3 separate regions of the Mus musculus genome follow, and regions 1 and 2 are each linked to region 3. The links are chromatin loops, found by intact Hi-C in ENCODE. Cell type or tissue: heart. All regions are shown on one strand. Each heading gives the region's core, and the rest is flanking DNA. Links, peaks and the distances in the headings are about the cores only.

Region 1 (5,971 bases), core at 524-5,523, 86 kb after region 3:
CTTCGTTCAAAAACAGTACCAAGTGTGCTTAGATGCAAGAATAAATCTTAAGATTTTTAGCTACAGAAAATATTTACCAGTCATTTAATGTTTCAGGCAAATTAGCTAGCTGCTGGATGTAGGCAAGGTGCTTGTGATCTGCCTTTATTTTCATTCGTTATGTACATTGATGTGTTAACTTGGTAACTGCTAAATGGAGCACTGTTTTACCCAGGTGCTGTCTCCAGCTTCAGAGGCTGAGGAGGAGAATGACCCTGACGGTTCCTGTGCTTTCAGAAGACGGGCAGGATGCCAGTATTACGCTGTAAGAACTTTGTTTTTTGTCATATTTTTGTGAGCTGGAATTAACAGATCATTCATGTCAAGGTAACGTAGGCTCAGTCTAAAAGTGGGAAGTGCATCAATATTCCTTATTTAATGCCTCCTGTGGCATGTGAATACCAGCAGAAGAAGATGAAAGATGCCAAATTCTTTCACAGAATATTAGAATTCATTACTTAGACAACTCCTATTTTCAAAATTACTTCATTTGGAGCTTTAATTACAGCTTTAGCAGTTGTGAAAATTAATTGCACATGTTTAAGTTGGCTTTAGAACTTTTGGTGACTTCTGGATATTCACTGAAGTGTGTGTGTGAGAGAGAGAGAGAGAGAGAGAGAGAGAGAGAGAAGAGAGAAAGAGAGAGGGAGAGAGAGACCCAATAAGTATATTTTTATAGTTTATGGCAAAGTTGTCTGATAATTTCATCCATAAATTTCAGATACATTAGGAATCTCTTTTTGTTATTAATGTCCCATTTTGGGTGCAGTGTTTAGAGAATGGCCTTGGCGTCACAGTGCTAAAGTTTTCTGTCAGGTATATAACTATAGAGTAGAAAAGGTAGTTTTGCCCTGTTAGCATGGTTTATGCAAACCGTTTGACTGCATTATGTTATGCACAGATAGACAGCTTTTTTGAGGGCAGACTTGGTTTAGGAAGGATAGGGATTTGTTTTCAAGTTATGCTGATAGAAGGTGAGAAAACTCCTATCCAAGGGGGACAAAGTGCTGAGACAGAAAAACAGGATGATACATGTAATAAAAAGGCCAAGAAACAAGCTCTACGTTTCTTAAAAGCAAAGAACACTTAAGCTCAGCCTGTACATATGCTTCCACTAAATTTTTAGTTGCCTTTAGCACCCCCTAAAAAAAGTCATTCTAGTTTATCATGTAGAAAAGCTATAAATTAATAATTTTATCGCTCTCTATATAAAGAAACCTAAAACATATTCTTTAAAGGTATCTTTTAAATACATACTAAGTGTATGTAATTTAGAGTGGGTAATTTGGATAAGGAAACTTTATCTAATTTGATTAGCTTTTGATTTTAATTTTTTAAATTTTAACTGGATTAATACATTTTAGCCTCAGTTTTACAGTTTTTCATCTAAATTTTAATTGTTCTAATACAATTTGCAGTCATTTTATTTTTATCATGATTTAACTTTTCTTCATTTCAGAATTACTCTGAGTTATCTTTTTTCTCTTTCTTTGCAGCCGCGTTTGGACCAAGCTAATAACCATATGTGTGAAAATTCAGAGTTGGCAGACTTGGATAAGTTGAGGTATAAGCATTGTCTTACGACACTTACAGTTCCAAGAAGATGTATAGGATTTGCAAGGAGGCGAATTGGCAGAGGTGGCAGGTAAGCTGCTTTGACCTTGTAGCATTGTCTAGCTGAAAGGCAATCAATAGAGAAACAGTTATATATGATATACACATGTATGTCTTATATTGCTTTACAGGGTCATAATGGACCGAATATCCACAGAACATGACCCCGTCCTGAAACAGATAGACCCTGAGATGCTGAACGGGTTTTCAAGCTCTTCCCAAACTATAGACTTTTCTTCTAATTTCTCTCGGACCAATGCTTCCAGTAAACCTTGTGAAAATAGACTGTCTCTTTCTGAAATATTAAGCAATATCAGATCATGTCGACTACAGTGTTTCCAGCCAAGGCTACTAAATGTACAGGACATTGATAGTGAAGAATGTACCTCAAGAAAACCAGGGCAGACTGTGAGCAGTAAAAGAGTTTCTGCAGCATCCGTAGCTTTATTGAACACCAGCAAGAACGGCATATCAGGTAAGCATTTAAAGGTCTGTCAGATCGCTGCTGCTGCTGCTGCTCTTTTCTCCTTCGTGTCCATTACCTAATAAGTGAACTCAGAATACATTTTGGAGACCTACTTTCCTACTTCTATTTGGAAGATAAATTGTAGTTCAGTTCAGTTCTCAGCCTAAGAGACAGCACCCTACTATAAATGACTCGAATTTTGCGTGTGAGTGGTGTGGCAAGCGTGTGGGCTGAGCCCAGTGTTCCCTGTGAGTTTACTGCTTACTGGCTGCCTCCTGATCATTGTTCTACAATGCTATTTATTATGTTAAAAAAGTGTTCATTGACTTGGATGGAATGTAAGCATTGCTCTTTGAGAGTTCTCTTGAAAGCCTTTCTAGAAAAAAAAAATTTTTTTTAAGGATGCTATTGAATAGTGATTTTCGTCAGCATGCTTTCCTTTCTAATTGAGATCAGAAATATCTTTTTCATTTTAAGGGATACTGTGCTAGATATATTAACATGTGTTTATAATCTCAACCTTTGGAAGGTACAGACAGGAAAATCAGGAGTTCAGGGTCATCCTTGACTACACTGCTACTTTTGAGGCCCTGCCTCCCTATGTATGTATGTATGTACGTATGTATGTATGTAATGAGTTTGTGCTCAAATAATTTAGTGTTTTTATGGTATATACATTAAGAATAATTTGAATATCTAGGTATTCCAAAATATAATTTTGATGTGTTTTATTCTGTTGATAATCTAATTACATGTTTACAAGTTTATATAATTTATAGATATGTTTATAATATATACACTACAATTATGCATGGTAGCCAGTGGAAATGTATTAAATAAAACCTCTTATTTCATTTTTAAAACAACTTATTCAACAGTTCCATGAACATAAATGGTATATTCTGGTGACATATACTCCTCTCCTCTTTCTTATTTCTTCCCTGCCCTTTCAAAGACCCTCTCCCACCTATCAAGTCCCTGTTCCATTTTCTTACCTTTTTGTTTTGTTGTGCTTTTGTTTAATCATGGCCTTTACTGTGGACGTGGGAGTGAATCTATTCACTGGAGTATGAATGACTCACCAGTAGCTACATGACTGAAGAAGATGGCTGACTTCCTCTCCACCAGCAGCCCTAGGTTGCCATTAGCTCCCCCGAGTAGTGCAGGGACCCAGGAGATCCTCCCCTGTCTGAATGTTATTTACTGGTTTGCTCCAAATATGTTGGCTCCTTTTCTCCTAGCTGAACTTTAAGAAAATGATGCCCCATTCTTGTACTTTGTGAGTTGGTGAAGCTTAATGAGCCTGTTAATCTGAAATGGATAAAGATATCTCATATAATTTGAGATCTTTTGAGTTTCTAGAAATCTGTTTTTACAGGAAGTTAAATAGTATTGCGTTTTTCCAGCCAATTCCCAAGATTATTCAAAATTATATGAATAGAAATTTCTGTACCACTGTTCAAAAAGGAAATTCAAAACATATCCAATATAGGTGTTGATAATTGTGTTTGACTATATGTTGGCTTTTTAACTCTACCAACATACAGCATGTTTAAAATGATTTGAATGGATTCTCAATTTGAGTATTTACAGATTTCAACCGTATGTCCTAAATGAACTCTGGATTTGACATAAATGTTTTCAAGATAATATATGTTTTCTGTTGCTGTATCAATTCTGAATATATACTGATCCAAAATTATAACTTAATATAACTGAAACTTTCCTAACAATCAGCTATCATATTGAGGCACATTATCCGTGTATCATCATGAAAAAAGCATTTAAATTACCATAAGTGTACATGCCATCTGCCATTTTTCTTGTATTTTTCAATATATAATACCATTCCTTTCCACCTCTGTTTGAGCTCTAGAATGTACAGACACACTTACAAAGCCAAGCATGGTAGTATATTCATGTAATCCCAGCACTAAGAGGGTGGAGACTGGCACATCTCTGGAGCTCTCTGACAGCCAGTTGAGCCTCCTTGCTAAGTTCCAAGCAAGGTCTTTTTTTTTTTTAAGGGTGGATAGTACCTGAAGAATTACACCTAAGGTTGTTCTCTGGTCTGCACATATGCCCATGTACTTGTACACACTCAAGGGAACATGCATACACAAAAACGTTTGAATTTAAGTAATAACGAAGGTACATTAGAAGTCATCCTGTGTGTGTTTATATGTGATATGTGTGTGTTAGTATGTGTGCCCATCTGGTTATGTGTGTATGCATGTATGGAGGCCAGAGATCAATGTTGGTTATCTGATGCTTTGCAGAAACAGGAGGTTTTTCTGAGCTGACCAGCCAGTGAGTTCCAGAAATGTGCCTCCCTCTGTCTTTGTGGTACTGGGATTACATGTGCTTTCTGCTTCACCCTACTTTCAGCATGAGTGCCTAAGGTTGCAGTTGTTATACAGCAAGCACTTTACCAACTCTACCATCTCCCCAGCCCTAGAATTCAGTCTTTTTAAATCAGCTTTTCTTATTTATATGTTAGTAAAACAAAGAGTTTATTTACTTCTAGACTGCCTGAGGTCTTCTTGTCCTTGAGATGATGAGAGTTTTTGTTTTAATACATGTTTAACGTATTGGGCTTGGTGATTGGAGAAGTTCATGTTCATTCAGTGGTAGAGCTTGCCTAGGCTGGACAGGTCCTAGGTTTGGGTCTTTGCACTACTTTAGAAGTGAGAGTGGCAGACATGGGAATGTAGGTATCTAGTGAGCTGTTGTAGGCAACAGCTAGATAACTGAAAGGGACTTCCCAGTGCAGTTGAGTAAATACCCACGTGGGTTCCCTTCTGTGCCTAATAATTTTGTCATTTACTCATGTGGGTGAACTTTGGTCTCAAAAGCTGTGCATTTTTTAAAACTAATAGGACAGGCATATAATTTTACCTGTTTTCTTTCCCTGCTGGGAAATCCCAATAAATGAAGAATTTAAGCAGAAATGAAATCCCATGTACTTAGCAGTAGTTTTTGTTTCTGCAGCATGTTCTTAGTTCTTAAGAAAAGCAGGTAAGAAGGGTCTATCCCGTGCATACTCAAAGGCAAGTGGCCTAGAGTCTTTTTATGTTCCTGTTGTTAGTAAACATGGTTAACTTTTTAAAGTCAAAATCTCTGTGTTAAAAGTGTTTCATTTAATGTATTGATTATCTAGAGATAGGATCTCCATGTAGCCCAGTCTGGCCTCAAACTTAATGATCTTCCTGCATCAGCCTCTCAAGAGCTAGGATTACATATGTATCCCATCATACCTAACTTACATTTATCATTTTTGATATGCTTCAAAGAAAATTTAAATGTGTGCCCTAAATATCAGAAAGACCAAGACAGAAAACATATTTTAAATGAAATGAGAAACATTGCCAATTACTACGTAAAGGTATTCTTAATTTAAAAACTCAACTGAACTGAGAAAGGAAAGAGGCTGTATTGAGTGAATAAACAGAAAAATTATTTCATATAAAATTATTTACACTGTTTTATATACAAAGCACTATGTTTAATGATTGAAAAGTCGAGGAAAAAACGATATCTTCAAGAATCTGACAGCACATGGTAACATTCCATTCTTTATAGAAGTAAAGGGTACTAGAGTCAATAGTCATTTGAAACTGGTACTGTCAATTTTTAAAATTTTTTTCTTTAGTATAAAATTCAAGAAAACATGTTTCATATGTAAAACAGCTTTACTGATTCAAACTTGAAGGGACAGATTTTTGTTCAACGTGGTTTTATCAAGTTAACATGATATAGTTTTTTTTAATGCATGCTTTGATAGATACCAATACCCTTTTTGAGCATCTCCAGATACCTTACAATCATTAACAGTTTATATAGTATTCCAGG
Region 2 (5,971 bases), core at 524-5,523, 65 kb after region 3:
AACAGGATACAGAATTTATTTAGAAAACTATGGTTTGTTTAAAAAATACTTGCATATATGCATTAGGGAAAAGAAGATACAACAAAATGCAGATAATGCTTGTATTTAGATGTAGAGATTTGGGGGATTTTTGTTCTTATGCTGTTTCTGTCTTGCAAGCTTGCTATAATAAAGGATTTGTTATTATATGATTAGATTTTTAAATAAACTTTAAAAAATTACTTTGGTGTACCTGTGTGGTATATTAATGTGCTAATTACTCATAAGGTACTTAGGGATATAACAAAATTACAAATAAAATATACAATAGAGCCTTAATTTGTTTTTTTACCAGTTTAAAAAAATCAATTTCCTCTACAACTTAAATTCTTTAAATTTCTAAGTTCATGGTTCACAACCTGTTGGTTGTGATCCTTTGGGATCATCACATATCAGATATTTAACATTATAACTCATAACAGCAAAATTACAGTTATGAACGACCAACAAAGATGATTTTATGGTTGGTGAACTGTATTAAAGGGGCACAATTAGGAAGGCTGAGAACCGCTGGTTCTTCAACATTAGTAGCTCTTCAGAACATTTTCAAAGCCTTTCCATTGGAAAATTACTTAGCTATACTGTAGGTAGGTAGCTGTCCTCCCTTTGTCTTGATAGGAAGTAATGCCCAGTGTTCTATCAAAAGAAGCACACTTTGGGGCTGAGGCTAAAACTCAGTTAAGAAAGTACTTACCAAGCCTGGAATTGGATCCCTAGCACAGTCATGCAACCAGGTGTGGTGGCGTGTGCCTGTCATCCCAGCTCTCCAGAGGCAGTCGGAAGAATTACAGATTCATCAGTTGGCAGCATGGCAAATTTAAGATCAGCCTGGGACACATAACCCATGTTTTAAAGTATTAAACCTACTAATATTTTAGATATCTTTTTTTATATCTTTTTTATTCTTTTTTCTTCATTATCACATCAGGATTCATTAGATCAGTTTATATCCACAGCTATCAAATAGTTTCTGGGGTCCTTTTACATACAGATGTTCCCAGCAAATTTAGGCTGAGCTAATCTTTTGGAATTTATTCTATTTTCTGTAATGGCTTAGAAATTCACTTGGTATGGCTGAGATCCTACATCAAAAGTCTTCTATTTTGTTTAGTGCCTTACTTTCTTAGTGTCTAGGCAAACAAATAGTTGATAACACTGAATGAGACAGATGACAGCTTATTCAAGTAGGAACAGGATAAACAAGGCACACACACCTGGCAGTTCACTGTGCACAGCTGCTCAGTGCCATCTCATTTTCTCTTTGCTTAGGAATGAGATTCTGGGCCTTCAAAGTTGTCGCTGAGCAGAGTACTTGATAGCACCTACTTAAAAGCAGAGAAGCAATGGCAGCAGTGTTATCAAAGGACTGTGATAAGATCCTGTTACCAGAACTAAGAATTTCCAGACCCCAAAGAGCCATCTGCCCTCCTAACTCCCTGCTCTGTTAATTCATGGATCTCTTGTTTTTCCTTTTGGGAGCTGGCATAGCCTCACAGGGCAAAGGTTGAGTTTATTAGGTTGGTGGAATAAAAACTTTAAAAGATAGGCAAGATTTTTGCTCCTGTTGTGGAGATCCTAGCAATGAAATCGTTTTTGAAAACTGTCACCAAATGCTGTGATTAGTTTCAGTCTATCATCTATGGCTTATTTCTGTATTTTCCTATCCTTCTCCGTCTGTAGTGCTGGACATTGATCCCAGGGCCCTTCCTTGTATATTCTAAAAATTCCACTGCTGCTGAGCTGGCTGTCCTCTGTATCTTAAAACTGTCTCTGGTGTTCTTAAACAGTTTTGTCCCTCTGGTTTTGTTTCCCTGAGCTGCTTCTGTTTCCTTGTTTGTTTTTATTTCTTTGAGGCAAGGCCTGGCCTCATCTCTCAGGCTGTGGAGTTGGCCTCAGGCCTCTTGAGCGCTGGCAGTACAGCTGGAGACTTGGTGGGATTCCATTCTAGTGTTCTTACCTCACCGCTGGCTCTAATGGATAGAATAAGCCATGGACCTCTGTGCCTATGACCTCTATGGTGCTTCAGGACTTTCCCCCTTTTCTGATATAACTAACCTCTTTGCATCTCCACTAAGACCCCTCAAGCTTGACACCCTTCCAAGACGAATTGCCCTTTCATCCTGGATGGTCCTAACATGTCTTTGCAGAGATTATACAAACTCATCTCTCTCCTTTTTTTTTTTAATCTTTTCAGTCATGACAGCTATTTCCCATGCCTGAACTTAGATTTTACTTCATACTGGAAAGAGGAAAGTGGTGGGATCATTTTCTTAATCACTCAACAAAATTGAACATGGGTGATAGTTTGGATAAAAGTATTAAAAATAGCAGTGATTGAGTCTAGGTTAAAAAGACACAGGTGTTCTTTGAAACAGTTTATACTTGCAAGCTTCTTTGTACATTTGCAGTCTTTTCTAAGTGAAAATGGTTTTTGGTGTTTTGTTGTAGGGCTTTGATTTTTTTTTTTTTTTTTTTTTTTTTTTTGCTTTGGTTTTTGGTTTTGAGTTATTTGTTTGCCACAAGCTACCATAAGTTGCGTTCTCTTTCACTGATTTTCCTTTCAGTATAAATACCTTAATAAAACACTTTCTAAAACAGAAGTTTTCTCTTCTCTCTTTTTTCACATAGATGATGTATTTATTAACACTGATTTTCACCTAGCACACATTCCCATAAAAGACTACTTCTTGCCTTCCAGCATCCCTGCCCTGAACAGAGTGATTCTAATAATATGTGGGGAAAACAGACACCCATCACCCATAAACTGTGAAATTTTCCTCCCTTCCTACTTAATACCTCCTTTTATCTTCTCACAAAGGCAGATTTCCAATCCTTCCTGATTTGCACGTGTAACTACATACTTCTTCAGTATTTCAGTTTTACTTATCTCTCATCACATTTCTTAAGTTTTTGTCTTCTCAAAGAAGTGTCCAAGGGTCTTTGTTCCCAAGAGAATCCTTTCTTTTCATCTCATCTTTCTCAACAAACCACCATCTTGTCTCTCCCTTTTGAAAATTTTTAAAAGATAAGAAATAACTTGCTGCCTCCTACATTTCCCATAGGCTTTTACTCATAACCGACTAAGTTGGATACTCCCACGGTCTTACTTGCCCCCAGATTGCCACCTGAGAACCTCTTTCAACCCATGTTCATCTCAGTCTCCCTGTGTTAGATGATGTTGCCCACATTAGATGATTTTCTTTTTCCTCTTTTTCCATTGCCCTTTTCCTCATGTGTTAATACTCATTTGATGTTCTGACCTCAGCCCTTACTTACGCTTGTATAACTTAAGTTACCAGTAGCCTCCTGCTGGTCCTCAAACGCTGTGTCCACCTGCTGAGCTCCACGCAGTGTTTCTCTAGAACATCTCTGACAGGGCAGCAGAATTTTCAGATTCATCGTCTTCAGACCCCTTGTCAATTCTACAGCTCTCCCTTTCTTTCTTAAGGACATCTTTCATTTGACTGTCCAGTCTTGTACTCATAATCATCCACAGCCCTGTTCTTCTTATAGCTCTTCACTGTTCCCTTTGCCTAAAAGGCCAAGCCTGCATTCCTAATACCGTGGTTTTAGTAAGCAGCAGTCTAAATGCCAGTGGGATGATTCTTCACTAAACTTCACACTTGCTCCACGTCCACCATCTCCACAGCCACATGTGACGTAGTGAAAAAGCAGCCACACTCGCTTCTGCCCTGCGCCGTCTCCTCGCCAGGGTCAGCCGTCCTATTTTTCTGGCACTAGGTTCCTGCCAGAATCTATGAGGTTAGAAATAGAAGGGGAGCTAGAACTTTGGGGTCTTTCTGGGCATCCTGATAGTTAAATAGTTCTTTTTCAAGAGAAATAATATTGATAAAGGGCCATTTTGTATTCTAGTCTTCATTACGGCTGTCAAAATGTACAGCTTTTAAATAGTCACACTGAATGCTGTGATATGTTTTAGTACATGTATGTTATTAAGTCGATGAAAAACAATCTAATTTAAAATTTTTCTAGATTTTTTAAATTGAATGAACAAGACTATTTTTGCTTGCATGTTTGCAAACCATGTCCATGCCAGGTGCCTGCAGAGATAGAAAGAGGATGTTGGATCACCTGGAACTGGAGTTAGGGGGGTTGTGAGCCACATGTCAGTCAGCTCATGCTAACTGCAGAGCCATTGCTCCAGCCCCCAAGTAATCTAACTTTTAAAGCAACTCTCTCAAATTTAGTGTTTGTTTATGTTTTCCATTACAGCTCAAAGTGTTTTAAAGATTTGTTTTAACTTTGTGTTGCTGGAAAACCAGAGTGTTTCTTACACATTGCTGCGGTTTCAGCACATCAGCAATCTTATCAGTGTGTGGCTAGAAAACAGTTCCTAAATGAAACTGTAGTGAAAGTTTTGAATGAAAGAATGGATTACAAGGATTTTTCTTAAGTAGTTAACTCAAATGAGCAGCAGATAAGTGGAATAGTCCAATTTGTTTGTTTGCTTGCTTGGCTAGTTGATTTTTGTTTTGCTTGTTTTGAGTCAGGGTCTCATGTAGATCAGCCTAGCCTGAAGCTCCTAATTTCCATGCCTCTACCTCCCAACTGTTGAGGTTGCAAGTGTTTCTCACTACACCTGGAAGGGATACGAATTTTAATGGGTTAGCTTTGGTTCTTTATGAAGAAGGAAAGTATTGTGTTATTTAGCTGTGGTATTAATAGGCTTCAAATTGAAATAGAACTCTTTTAATTTGGACACATGTCCTTTGAAAAATAGTACAAGGCTGATGTTACAGTGCTTTCTTGACGACCCTGTCTCTGAGACTGGGATTCTGTCAAAGCTTCATTACCATAGTTTGAAGACCTGAAAAAATAATGCTTTTTCCTCAACTTAATACATGTAGAATACTCAATGTGTTACAGTGTATATTTCTACTTAATTAAATGATGATATTTTTCCTCACATTGGCTTTTTATAATTGTGTGGAGCTAAAAATTACAAGTGATTTAATAAGTAAAAATGTTTTTCATGTTATCTATATAAAAATCATGACACTAGACACTATGTCAATTTTAAACTGAATGCAGTTATTCATTCTTAGAGAGCAGAAAATGAAAAGGTATCATTTAACACTTTAAATTTAATGTGAATGATTAGTTATTTGGAAACCACTAGATTTGAAAGAAGAGAGGTAAGACAAAGAGGGCCTATAAGCAGTTGCCCTCACAGATGCAGACTTCACTAGATGAAGCGCCTCCGTGCTCCACTGTGTCTGACTACAGCAGTACTCTGGCTGGAAGTCCCCACATTCCCTTTCAGTGTTATTTGTCTTGGTGTCCACTTTGTCAGTGTGTTTAGCCAAAGAATTTATCTTAGTTTATTTGCTCTTTCTCCTCAATCTGTAAACTAATGGAGCTGATACTTTCTTTTTGCTTAATTGATATTTTTTAAATCTTTAATTTTTTAATAATTCATTTGTTTATTCAATATATATTGAAATTGCAAGGCCTTGAGTTTTGTCTGTCAGCAAAATAAATGGCCCTTAGAACCACACAACTTGTAATAGTCTTCAAGAGAAGCCCATTGGTAAGGAGTATTCTCCCTGCCTGTCATTCCCAGATAACCAGTGAGCCCAGAGCTTTTTCAGAAGTAACAAATTTGCTACAGAAATTTTCAGACCAGTTCACTACTGGCTTCCACTGCTTTTCAGTAAGTGAAATGCATGTTGAGTGACAGGTTTTTTTTAAAACTTAGTACAGAGTGGTAGATAAGGCCTAGCACTGTCCTGCCTAGCTGTAATCCCAGCAGTGAGTAGGCCGAGGCAGAGCTGTGAACCAGGACTACAGAAGAGCAATCCCTGCATGTGTGAACAAACAGACAAATACAGAAGTATCATTGGTTGTCATTTTATACATGTTTGGAAACTATAATTGAAACTTTAAAATGTCAGAATGTTTAACCATAAAT
Region 3 (5,971 bases), core at 694-5,693:
TGAGATGTTCTTATTGTTTCTAAAGTTCTGATGGCAAGGATTGCTGGGTAGGCCAAAGAAAAGAAAAATTAGCATCAATGGCTAGGCCTGATGGCAGGCCAGGAAGGCACTCAAACTCCAACCTGGAGTAGAATGTCACAGCAGCACTGAAATTCTTTGTGTAGCTGATATGACTTCATAGCTATCAGCAAACATACTAGATGCCTGCTTTCTGTGAGGTAGGGCTAGCCATTCTCACTAATTAACTCTGGGGGCTTTCATTAATTAACTTTGGGTCAGAAACTTTTGAACATTGGATGGCCAATAAACCAAAGAGCTTGGATACTAAAGTGTGCAGCTAGGAGAACAAGTGTTTTGGAGTTAGGATAGATCCAGAGTTAATCCAGGTCTGCTGTTCCCTGGTATTGGAACTTGACAAATTATAGGTCTGAGTCTGTTTCCTTTTTAGCAAAAATCACAGCATTTCTCCCTATGTAGAAGTATATAGCTATAAGAATTGAGTGGATTTCAACTACTTGGGACTATACCCCCCCCCCCACACACACAATGTCCACACTTCTTTTTCTGAGTGTAACATTAGGCAGAGAGACTGGAAAGAAGCTACCGTCTCTGAGCCTGAGAAGGGGTGAGAATCCAGATAAAAGGCCCCAATGACTCATTTTTTCAAACACTGTTCCCCCTGATTTTCAGACTAGTACTCAATAATGACCCCCCCAGCCCCCCTTCTGAGAACTTCTTGTTCTTCCTTACAAAGGATTGGAACTACGCCAGAGGGTAACACTCACAACAGCACAGGCTCACAACCATGTGAAAGGTGTTGCTTACAAGAATTGAGCCACAGTCTGTTTGCATTGTTACCAGTAACAAGTGGACATAAAACAAAGCCACTGAATAACATCCCAAAGTGTCCCCGGACAGACTGGTTAGATTATTTTGTGTTACCAGGAAGTCAATATTCACCATTCAGCTTTCAAAGGAAAAGCTGGAGACAAGGGGGAGGGGGGGAGAGGGAGGGAAAAAAAAGCAGGGAGAGAAGAAAATAGAGAAAAATAATGGGTGGCAATGAAGAGAGATAGATGGTTTTGCTATATTAAGACATGACAAAGAAACCCGTTTTTATTGTTGGACTTTAGCAAACCATCTACCCTTTTATGAGCTAGGTAGGGTATTTTTCAATGATTAGAAAATGGTAAAACTGTTGCACAGTGAGGCAATTTGCTTAGAAACATGTACTGCTTAAAGACTAAGAAACTGCAACAAAGGTTTGTATCAATAGTGACTAGTATTTAATTGAGTCAATTTGATTCCTTTTTGCAGAGCTTTTGCAAACCACTTCTGGCCAAAACTATGTCTAATTTCTTTGACCTGTCACAGCAACTGACTATAGATGTCATGTGGTAATTAACTTTCCATCACTCTTTTGTGTGGTCTGTATCATTTTCTTCAAGAATTTACTTTTTTTTTTTTTTTTTTTTTGGCCCATCATCTTTGCAGCTGCCCTTTCAAGTAGTTACGACTCTTGTTACTAATTATCCAGCAGTTTAGTTGTAACACAGTAACACGCAAACTAATTGGAGTCCGGAACTTTATTAAACTCTTTTTGAGTCGTCACTGTAACCAGTGTTTTCACATACTTTGGTTAGAGATTTCAAGAAATGCCAACCATCAAACTAAGAAAGTTTGGATGACAGGTGCAAGTCCGCTTGTTGCCGCGTCCAGCAACTATTTCAAGTAGCAGTCTCCAACTACTGACCCTCCTGTCTACCCGAGCATCCTCTCGGCGGTGCCTAACTCTGGAGAGCTCCTCTGGACAGGGACTGCCCAAGTTCTCAGGGCGCGAGACGCAGCAGGGCTGTGCCTCTCGGCGTGGGCAGACGCAGCGGACTTGTCGGACCTCCCCGGGGATGCGCAAACCCGAGGCGCGAAACCAGCCAGCAGGCGCCGGGGCGAGCAGAGCTGTCCAAGTGCAGACTCGAGGGGCGGCCGGTGGCCCGGGGGCGGAGGCCTCCTGTCCCCCCGAGGCGAGCGGTCCTAGGCACTGAGCCTTCCCGAGGGAGCCCCGCGCGGAGCGAGTCGGCGGCGGAGGCACCGAGGCGCCCGCTCCGGAGCCGGGGACCGAGCGCACCTGGCACCTGCCGCCCCGCCTGCGTGCCGAGCGTCCCGCCGAGGAGGGCCACCGGGACTCGGCTCGCTCTCGCCGGCTGGGCTGGCCGCGCCTCGCCGCGGAGAGAGTGGGTGGGCAGGCAGGGGAGGGAAAGGAAGGAGGGAGGGAGGGAGGGAGGGAGAGGGCGACGCGCGTCCCCGAGGCGGGGGCGCGCTCTCGCGCGGGCTGCCGGGATCGCTCGCCGCCGCTGTGGTAATGTCCGCCATGTTGGCCATGGCGCAGGGAGCGGATCGGGCGGGCGAGCGGCGGATCTAGAGTGTGGAAGCGGCCGCGGGCGGCGGGGGGCTGTTCTGGGGCGGGGTGGGCGCCCATGCTGGGGCCGGGGGCACTGCGGAGGAGGAGGAGGAGCGGGCCGGCCGCGCTGCACTGAGGAAGGAGGTGGAGGAGGCGGCGGGAGTGCTCCCCCCCCCTCCCCGCCCGCCCCGCCGCCGCCGCCCGGGCTGTTCCTGTAAGGCGGGGAGACAATGAGTAAACTCTCCTTCCGAGCGCGGGCGCTGGACGCCGCCAAACCGCTGCCCATCTACCGCGGCAAGGACATGCCTGATCTCAACGACTGCGTCTCCATCAACCGGGCCGTGCCCCAGATGCCCACCGGGATGGAGAAGGAGGAGGAATCGGTAGGGACTCGAGTGTTTATTACCCCCCCCTTCCCTCCTCCCCCCTCCCCTTTGTCAGCCGGGCCTCGCCATTCACAGAGCGCTTCTACGCTCGCTGGAGGGCGCCGCTGCCGCTGCGCGCTCCGGACCCTACGCCGGCGGAGTAGCGTAAACCCGTCGGCCGGCGCAGCGCCCGCCCGCGGCCGCCATGTTGTTGCGTCCCAGTGTTGTGATTAGCTCTCGGCGCCGCTTACGCTGCCGTAAGGGGGCCCTGCCGTAAGCAGCGGCCGGGAATGGCGCAGGGATGCGCCGGCCCGCACTTGGCGTACAGCCTCTGTTTACCTCGTAGACATCTCGCCGGGAGCGGGGTTAATGGGTCGAGAAAGGGTCCTTGGGCTAAGGCGCTATTTTCGTTGCGTTTTAAAATTTGTGCGTGCACGAAATTGCCTTTGAAACAAACGATCTCGGGAAAGTAGAGCTCTTTCAAAACATGCATCTTCCTGCTAGTGGGGTGATGGGTGATGGTTTGCGCTGCCCGCTAGAGGTGCCGCGGGAGTAGGCGATGCATCCCTGCGGCCGGGCAGCGACCCCCGGTCCGGACTCTGCGTTAGCGAGTCCTCTGATCTGCACGCCGGCTTCGCCTGCCGGGCTGGCCCCTCCTCGGTTGTGCGGAATTAGGACGGAGCCCGAATGCTTGAAACTGGCCTCCAGGCCCGCGCTTCCCGTGCAGCGAGCGTCCGGGGAAGTTGCATGCGGGATGGCTGTTTACAACTTGAGGGCTCAGAGCGTCCGCATTGACAGTTGCGTTTTTGACCAGATGTTAAAATTTGGACAAAATGCTGTTTCCTTCTTCCCGGGGGTTAAGTTATACCCAAGACTGAATTTCCTCCGATTTGACAGTGTTTACGACTCTGGAGTGTTGTTACTTGTGTGCGGAGTTCATAGTAACTGCACCCTGAAGAATTTCTTCAATGAACCTTCAGTCCCGCCTTATTGTCAACCACGGGTGTGTGTGGATTGGCTCCCTAGCTTCTGTTACTGTCAAAAGAAAGCTGGAGGTTTCTGTGATTGGCTTTCTCTTTTGACTATTAATATTGCAGGAAATGCCTTTAAGCATTTGATTGGCTGCTCGAATTCTGACCTCACTGTGTTGGTGCTTTGACTTAATCACATTTCTTTTTGGTGTTTGATTACCTGATTTAACATTTTCAGTAGAATATTAAATAAGACCTCTTTTTAAACCTTCAGGAAATTAAAACTCAGCTTTTATGCCTAAGATTCAGATAGTACCGAATCGTGTTTGAGAAGTTTGCTTATGAGGTTATTGACTTGATTTTGAGCTACCTTCTGGCAGTCTCCGATAGATGATCTAGAAACTGCGTTTGGTAGCGTGGTACTGTCTTTGCTGATCACGTCTTTCTCTTAGCCATTTCCTTCGGACGTGTGTTTTTACGTCGTTTTACTTCCTTATGTTTGCTATCTTTTGCCTAAGGTCTGCCAGTTGAAAAATCAGATGATCATTTAATCAATCTGTCATTTCTTCTTGAATGTTGTATAGTGGTAGTTACTGTTTATACTATCTCCTGTTTAGATCTAAGATACTGTACTAAGAATTTTAAATAAATGTGATATAAATTTTTTAAAATTACTTTTGTGAGTTATAAGTATAGGCCTTTTTTGATACTCAGGATATTTTTGTTTTGTCTTGTTTTGTTTTTTTTTTTTTTTTTTTTTTGGTTTTTCGAGACAGGGTTTCTCTGTGTAGCCCTGGCTGCCCTGGAGCTCACTTTGTAGACCAGGCTGGCCTCGAACTCAGAAATCCGCCTGCCTCTGCCTCCCGAGTGCTGGGATTAAAGGCGTGCACCACCACGCCCGGCTGTTTTGTTTTTTAAAACATAGCTACACCTGAAATACTATTTTTTTTGTCCTGTGTTAATTAACTATTATAACTATGGGCAGATTTCTGTGAGAGATCTTCATTCAAGCACATGAATCATGATTTAGCATTCACACATGCATATAATATACATACATACATGAACCTACATATATCCATGGTCAGTGTTTTTTAAGACAAGAACCCTGCTTTGTAGCCACACTGGTCTTAGACTCACTGTCTTCCTGCATCCACTTCCCATGAAATTGTAGCTGTGCCCAGAACACCTTTTATCTTACTTTCAAAGAAAACAGGTCTGACTTGAATTTCCCCCATTACTATTTCTTGATTTCTGTCACTGGTGTTTTAATTGATATTTTTGAGTGAAATATATTGAGTCTTAAATATCTTTTCAGAATTAACCAAGACACTGATGTTTTCCTGATTTCTGATAGAATATAGTTTTGTAAAAACATGACAAGTGTTATGTTATTTACATAAATGAGATAGTGGGATATTAGTTATTGAGATGCATTGGATATCAAAGTTATGTAAAAGCTAGTGTGCAGAAGTATTCTTAGTTTTTTCAAGAAAATATATATCTTGATTTCATGGGGCTTAGAATGAGGTAAAGATTATGTACAGTATCAGGAAAGTTAGCAAAAATTAGGGCCTTAAGGTAACATGGCAGACATCAGAGTACATCAGAAAAAGTAAAATGCCAGTGTAGTTGCGATGAGAGAAAACTTTCTGACGTATAGAGTAGGCTGCCTGCAGAAAGAGAATTTTGAGTTTTCTTTTAAACCGTTACATTGTGTGAACTAGTGCACACTTGTCAGGGTGCTCCTTTGAGGGTAGGGATAGCTTCATTGTATCAGTTCTCTTTTTTTGTTAGTTTGTGTTTTCAGAAGGGTTCTCTGCCTGACCCAGGCTGTCCTGGAGCTTGCTTTGTAGATCAAGCAGGCCTTGAACTCACAGAGACCCGCCTGCCTCTGTCTCCACCACCTGGCTGCATCAGTTATTTTTCCACCTTTATGTAGGATCTGGGGATCAAAGGCAGATCAAAAGCTTATAGAACAAGTGTCTTTACCCAGTTGCCATCTTGCTCACCCCAATTTTGAGCTTTCAAGCTTGGTTGTACATTATATGTTGATGCAATATTTGAGTGTAAGGTATTTAAAGCAAGGTCTATGACTGTTAAATAGACAAAAGGAAGGTTCTTCCAGATTCCTTATCATTTATTCATAACCCTCTGCTACTGATCCAAACTCCAGGCAGAGATGGTGCTGGTCTATCCTAACTTTATTAGTTCTTTTAGCTTTTTCTTTTTTGGAT

Evidence for each region. A loop is a pair of places that touch in the nucleus more often than their neighbours do. Peaks named below come from ENCODE experiments on the same cell type or tissue, not always from the same donor. Only the 100,000 strongest peaks of a DNase experiment are listed, where the experiment ranks them.
Region 1: a loop joins it to region 3, with 2.1 times the contacts of the local background. A loop is called at or near these places in 6 of 42 quality-filtered maps.
Region 2: it touches region 3 in a loop (2.1-fold over the local background); 7 of 42 quality-filtered maps call a loop at or near these places.

Annotation. Positions count from the first base shown.
Region 1 is chr2:49,535,041-49,541,011 of GRCm38, forward strand. It overlaps Epc2 (enhancer of polycomb homolog 2), which reads left to right. Exons shown (of 14, transcript NM_172663.4): 8 at 215-304; 9 at 1,536-1,684; 10 at 1,785-2,128. Among named protein-coding and RNA genes, the nearest start is that of Kif5c, 81 kb to the right of the region's middle. In heart, for the core only: no CTCF peak of the experiment used is centred there; no DNase peak of the experiment used is centred there.
Region 2 is chr2:49,514,280-49,520,250 of GRCm38, forward strand. All of the region lies in intron 3 of Epc2 (enhancer of polycomb homolog 2), which reads left to right. Among named protein-coding and RNA genes, the nearest start is that of Epc2, 66 kb to the left of the region's middle. In heart, for the core only: no CTCF peak of the experiment used is centred there; no DNase peak of the experiment used is centred there.
Region 3 is chr2:49,449,178-49,455,148 of GRCm38, forward strand. Epc2 (enhancer of polycomb homolog 2) reads left to right here and starts at 2,309. Exons shown (of 14, transcript NM_172663.4): 1 at 2,309-2,781. The coding sequence starts at 2,629. In heart, for the core only: CTCF peaks have their summits at 1,936 and 2,923; DNase peaks (open chromatin) are centred at 1,944, 2,274, 2,824 and 3,774; H3K4me3 peaks cover 2,848 bases; H3K27ac peaks cover 1,923 bases.